2 separate regions of the Homo sapiens genome follow, and region 1 is linked to region 2. A link is a contact called in ENCODE Hi-C or POLR2A ChIA-PET data. All regions are on one chromosome and are shown on one strand. Each heading gives the region's core, a stretch centred on a gene start or an enhancer-like site at or near the end of the contact. The rest is flanking DNA. Distances are from core to core; before and after follow the strand shown. Region 1 overlaps PGM2 (phosphoglucomutase 2). Region 2 holds the start of PGCKA1 (PDCD10 and GCKIII kinases associated 1).

The links. Hi-C counts contacts between places; a loop is a spot of excess contacts on that map. ChIA-PET counts read pairs that join two places held with the same protein, here RNA polymerase II (POLR2A). Pooled maps may share reads with other maps.
Region 1: a pooled map shows a loop between it and region 2 (2.5-fold over the local background). The contact joins the enhancer-like site here to the promoter of PGCKA1 in region 2. A Hi-C loop is called at or near these places in 2 of 50 pooled maps. POLR2A ChIA-PET finds 5 or more read pairs at or near these places in 2 of 52 experiments (OCI-LY7 and activated CD4-positive, alpha-beta T cell).

What each region holds. Positions count from the first base shown.
Region 1 is chr4:37,849,613-37,852,631 of GRCh38, reverse strand. PGM2 (phosphoglucomutase 2) reads right to left here. Exons shown (of 14, transcript NM_018290.4): 12 at 2,259-2,448. Among named protein-coding and RNA genes, the nearest start is that of PGM2, 24 kb to the right of the region's middle. Within about 2 kb of position 1,576, at least 2 of the 41 ENCODE cell types and tissues checked have a DNase peak (open chromatin) inside an H3K27ac peak, as active enhancers do; they include OCI-LY7, where a contact is called at or near this core.
Region 2 is chr4:37,452,621-37,455,605 of GRCh38, reverse strand. It overlaps PGCKA1 (PDCD10 and GCKIII kinases associated 1), which reads right to left and starts at 1,681. Exons shown (of 4, transcript NM_001104629.2): 1 at 1,566-1,681. It overlaps LOC124900691 (a long non-coding RNA gene), which reads left to right. Exons shown (of 3, transcript XR_007058098.1): 2 at 16-126; 3 at 512-1,289.

The sequences.
Region 1 (3,019 bases), core at 327-2,826, 400 kb before region 2:
CAATAATGGAGCAATGCTTTCAAAACTGTGAGTCAGTGAAGTGTGAGGACAGAATAAGACATTTTCGGACTTAAATGCCACCAAAAACTTACCACCCAATTACTTGTTCTCAGAAAGCTATTAGAGGATGTGATCTAGGAAAATAAATATAGAAAGAGGAAGCCATGAGGTCTAGGAGCAAGGGACTCAATCCTGGAGAAGGGCATTCCCAGGATGACAGCTGTGCACCCAACCAGGAGGGCGGCCATTGGACATGGACCAGGAAAACCCTACTGAGAGGCATTTGAAGGATTTGGGAAAAACTGCTGACAGGACATAGAAATCCAGGCAAATGGAAGAACAAAGCAACTATTACTACATGAATTAAGGCAGGCGCAGTAGCTTACGCCTGTAATCCCAGTACTTTGGGAGGCTAAGGCAGGAGGATCACTTGAGACCTGCCTGGGAAACCTAGGGAGAGACTCGTCCCTCCAAAAAAAAAAAAAAAAAAAAAAAAAAGAGCTGGGCATGATGGCATACCCTTGGTCCTAGCTACTCAGGAGGGTGAGGTGGGAGGATCACTTGAACCTGGGAGGTCAAAGCTACAGGGAGCTGTGATCATGCCATTCACTCCAGCCTAAGTGACTAAGTCACACAGCAAGACCCTGTCTCCAAAAAAAAAGAAAACAAACAAACAAAAGGTACAGGAAATACAATTCTCTATACAAATTAGGGAAACCTAATCAAAATACACTACTTAGCTAGCAGGCAACAGCAGTTACTAGTCATAATAACAAAAGCACGGAATCTGATTTAACCAAAAGCTGTGGCATAAACGTACTGTGAGGATGGGGAGAAGAGAATTATTGAATGTAGAAAGCGTAAGAACTAAATCTTTATCTCAAAAATAGAAAGTCAACAAATTGTAAAACTGGTATATCAAAACATCACTATATGAGCACATGATTTACAAATCTAGTCTTGGTGACATGGCAATGAGGTGGCAGGGGTGGGACTGCCACGTTTCATCGTAAGCGTTTTCATACTATTTCTATTTTAAAAATATGCTGTGTGCAGATGAAAATGAAAAATAGAACAAAGAAAATATCAAAGAACGTGCCTAACATCTCATAAGGATATTCTTAACTTTCCTCCCCCAACCCCAACATAGAAAGCAACACTCTTCTGCTACCTTTGTGTCTTCTTTTGTCTCCAGTGAAAGATCTGCTTGGTGTAAAGAATGCAAACTCAGGCTTTACAGCCAACAGCTCCAATACACTCAGAGAACAGAGTACACTAACTAGAAAACAAACAGTGGTTCTCAAAGTGAGGACCAGTTGCATCAGTACCACCTGGGACCTTGTTAGAAATGAACATTTTTGGCTCCTACCCCAGACCTACTGAATCGGAAAGTCCAGGTGTGGGCTCCAGCACTCTGTTTCCCCAGCCTTCTTGGTTACTGATGCTCCTGCAAGTGTGAGAACTCCTGACAGGGAGAGAATGCTGGATCCTGAGATAGAAAACCCAGATTCTCCCTGGACCACCACCAACTAAGCTCTGTGTCCACAGACAGGTTCCACACTTCTGATCACTTATTGCCTAAGGTGCGAAATGACCACACAGGCTTTGATGACTAGTTCCTCTTTTTTTTTTTTTTTTTTTGAGATGAAGTCTTGCTCTGTCACCCAGGCTAGAGTGTAGTGGTGCAATCTCAGCTCACTGCAACTTCTGCCTCCTGGGTTCAAGCAGTTCTCCTGCTTCACGCTCCTGAGTAGCTGGGATTATAGGTATGAGCCACCACACCTGGCTAATTTTTGTATTTTTAGTAGAGATGGGGTTTCACCATGTTGGCCAGGCTGGTCTTGAACTCCTGACCTCAAGTGATCCACCTGCCTCGGCCTCCCAAAGTGCTGGGATTACAGGTGTGAGCCACCGCTCCCAGCCTAGTAGAGTCTCTTTCAGTTCTAGCCTGCGGTTTTTAACTTACCACGCCCAGCTAATTTTTGTATTTTTTAATAGAGACCGGGTTTTGCCGTGTTGGCCAGGCTGGTCTCGAACTCCTGATCTCAAGTGATTTGCCCACCTCAACCTCCCAAAGTGCTGGAATTATAGGCATGAGCCACCACATCCGGCTTCCATATATTTTTTATAGCTTATTTATAATCACGCCTAAGTGCCTAAAATCAGCTTCAATTAATTGTATGGTTAAATAATTTATTCAAATTATTTTAAAAGGTAAATAGAAAAGAGGTTAGTTGAAAAGAGAAGACATTACTTACAGCTTTTTTATCAGGTTGGCTATCATCATAGCCAGTTGTAAGGTCCCTAATGGCAGAAATTTCAAATTTGCCACAAGCTTTTGGATAATTATTTTTTCCATCGTAGTTTCTGAGGTTTTCAAATAATTTCTTAATGGTTTCTTGATCATGGCAGATAAAATAGGAAGCTTTAGTAATATGGTAGCCATACCTATCAAACAAATACAAATTCATGCACATGAGGAACAAATAATTTTGTAGGGTGGACACAGAACATGTACCAACCAGTGTATTCTAAAATAAATATGGCTGGGTGTGGTGGGTCACGCCTGTAATCCCAGCACTTTGTGAGGCCGAGGCGGGCAGATCACCTGAGGTCAGGAGTATGAGACCAACCTGGCCAACATTGAGAAACCTCGTCTTTACTAAAAATACAAAAATTAGCCGGGTATGGTGACAGGCACCTGTAGTCCCAGCTACTCCAGAGGGCTGCAGCAGGAGAATCGCTTGAACCCAGGAGGTGGAGGATTCAGTGAGCCAAGATTGTGCCATTGCACTCTAGCCTGGGCAACGAGAGACTCCATCTCAAAAAATAAAATAAAATAAAATAAATAATAAAATAAATGTAACAGCCAAAACTGACGCCAAAGGAATAATTTTTAAAAGACCATTAAAACAGAGGTCTAGGCCAGGCACAGTGGCTCACGCCTGTAATCCCAGCACTTTGGGAGGCCAAGGTGGGTGGATCACCTGAGGTTAGGCGTTTGAGACCAGCCTGGCCA
Region 2 (2,985 bases), core at 432-2,931:
CCTATTTCTCTTTAGGTATCATTATTTATCTAAATCTCCGGAGCCATTGAGGACCAAGATCATACTTGCTGAATAAATGCACGGAGCAGGATCAGAGGATAGACACAGAATGGGCCAAGAAGAGAAGTAAGCCACACCTTCCCTTCCTGTCTCAGCATCTGTTCCATTTCTGCTCAGTGACCCAGGCAGCTTGCTGTTAGCTGACTCTTCACACTTTAGGGAAATACAAATAACTCCAGAACTTAACTTTACCTTTGAGCTTCAAATTGTTTCAATTATGTACCTTGTTTCAATTATCTGCCTCCTGACAGTGTTTCACAGCTGGGACCAGTAAGGTGGTCTATGATCTTTAACATCTGTCTTATCCTTCCTAAAATAGTATCAACTGAAGGATTAAATGGGGAAGGGGGAGGGGTAGGCAACAAATATAGACTCTATTATGTTTAAAAGCAGTAACCGCTTTCCATTTCTTTCTCATTCAACTCTCAAATGCTTCTCTTCTTTTCTCCAGATATTATTCCTCATAAGAGCTTGCTTGATTGCAACCACCAAGGACATCCACAAACCAGGGCAAGAAGGACCATCCGTAATTCTTTCCCATAAATAGTGACAGGAAGAAAATAAACGCCCTATTCTTCAATGATTTGAACCACCTCTGGAGCACAAACTTTCTCTAAATTCACAGGGCAAATATCCATCATGGGGCAGGTATCTATGCTGCCATGGAAAGTAACATAAAATGTACTAAGTCATCACAGGGAGTTTTAATTTTGTTTTTAAGGTCAATTGCCATGCTGGGGTAAAAAGCATTGATCCTTGCCTTTTATCACCGGAAAAATTCTTCACCAGTACTTTGTGAAAATCTCGCCTCATCAGGGCTGCCAAGGTCAATGCAACCTAAGTAACCAAGCTGGGAGATGCTTGCCTAATTATTAAATATTTAGCAAACAGTTTGTGACTATTTAACTGTTTGCACCTGGCACCCTCTTTTCACTACGTGAGGCCTCCTGGCACCCTGACCTCTTCCCCCACCCCTACCCACTGCCCAGGCCGCCAGCACCCCTGGGGGGCAAATACCGGGACCCAAGGGCATTTCAAAGAAACAGCAGAGGTCACATTCCATTTCCTTTTTATTAAAAAACATACTTAAAATGGGGGAGGAGGGCACAGATCTAAGGTAAAATCTCTTGCAGTTTTTTCAAGTTCGCATGCACCGTTGAAAGTTCATTAGTTAGGGATTTAAAAGCAAAAATGTTTCACACAACCAATTAAACGCCAAGCTTTACAAACGCCTTGGTCTTTGGTTTTGGGAATCTGTAAAAGTCCGCCTCCCCCCACCCGAGTTTTGCCCCTTTTAGAGCCCCTTTGTTGAATTACGTGACTTTTCCCGAAGTCATCAAACTTTGAATTGCGTCTCTAATTTTTTTTTTCAGGGCAAAAGCAAATCAAGAAATTAAACTTAAAAGTAGGCGACTCGGAGAGAAGTGGGGGAAAGCTCGCCCCAAAGCCAAGTTCCGCAGGACTAAAGCCCTCTTTGCGCGCGCGGGGCGGGGGATTGTCCCTACCTGGGGCCAGACGGCGGCGGCGGCGGCGGCGGCGGGGTCCCGGCGCCCATGGCTTCGCCGGCCTCGGGCAGCCGCGCCGGGAGACGCTAGCGGCTCCGCGCTGCCCTGAGCCCGCCGAGCTCGCAGCGGCCGCCCCAGCGCTGTCATTGGGCCCGCGCGTCACGTGGCCCGGGCTGCGGGTGAGCCTTCCCGACACGCGTAACCCTTTACCTGCACGCCCCGAGGATGCGGCGGGGCTAGGGCTCGAAACCCTGGAGTACGATGTCCGACATCCCCGGGGCCGGGGTGGCAGTCCCGGGCGCACTGAAGCAGAAAATCCACGCGCTTGTTGGCCTCTGAGCACAAACGACCGCGCCAACCGCCTGCCATCACGGGAAACTCCGGGGTGCTTACTCCAATGTTGCGCTGGAGAGAAGGGAGCTTCCTATGATCAAGGGACTGGAGTACGGGGATACACAAAACAAATGCACCCGCTGGCAAATAGTTGTGTACTCCCAAACCCCGAGAACTTGGCATTTTTCAGTTTCCTCCTTATTTCTGGCATTCGCCGCCTAGACCTGCTGTGAGTTCCATGGCCAGCCCTGTATGAGCTACATGGACCTAGAAACAGCGGGGGCGCCACCACCACGATAAAAACCAGGGAAGTTGCACACACTCGCCTGCACCCTAAAGGCCCCAGGGGGAGTTCAATGAACTCCTGGTTCCCCGTCCCCTCCTCACCCACTCCCCCTCCATCCCTTTCTTTTCCTGAGGTCTTAGGGCATTGGCCACAAGACTGCATCCAATCTACTGAGTTCCACATTCGTAGCTGTTACAATCCATATACCTAAGGCGGGTGGAGAACTGACTCTGCTTAAGGACTGGACATTCTTTTCACCTGTGCTCCAAAGCAAATGCTGAGCTTGCCAAAAAAAGTGTTAAGCAACTGCGCCACCTAGCTTACCCTCTTCTCTCTTCTTTTCAACTCATCCAGCAAGAGAATAAAATAGGATATTGGAGAGGCATCTGGACAGAGTATTATCTAAGGATGGACATAGTGTCCTTGGGTTTTCAATGTATCTACTTTAATGATGCCAGCCCCATTCACATGATATTTGCCAGGCTTTTGAGAATTTGAACACTCCATTTTTTGAATCCTTCTAATTTTGCAGTGCTGGGATTGCACGCTGTAAAGTGTTAGATTTTTGCAGGAAGTTATATGTGGTTTTACATCCTTTGTCACAATGAACGGCACTCATGTCCAACTTATAGTCGACACTTAATTGTCTACAGGATATTGATACATTTATCAAGTAGGTTATCTGTCGAAAAAGGGGTTGGTATTTGTATTGGGTTTCATTTTATTTATTTATTTATTATTATTTGAGACAGGGTCTGGCTGTTGCACACAGGCTGGAGTGTGATGCGATCTCAGCTTACT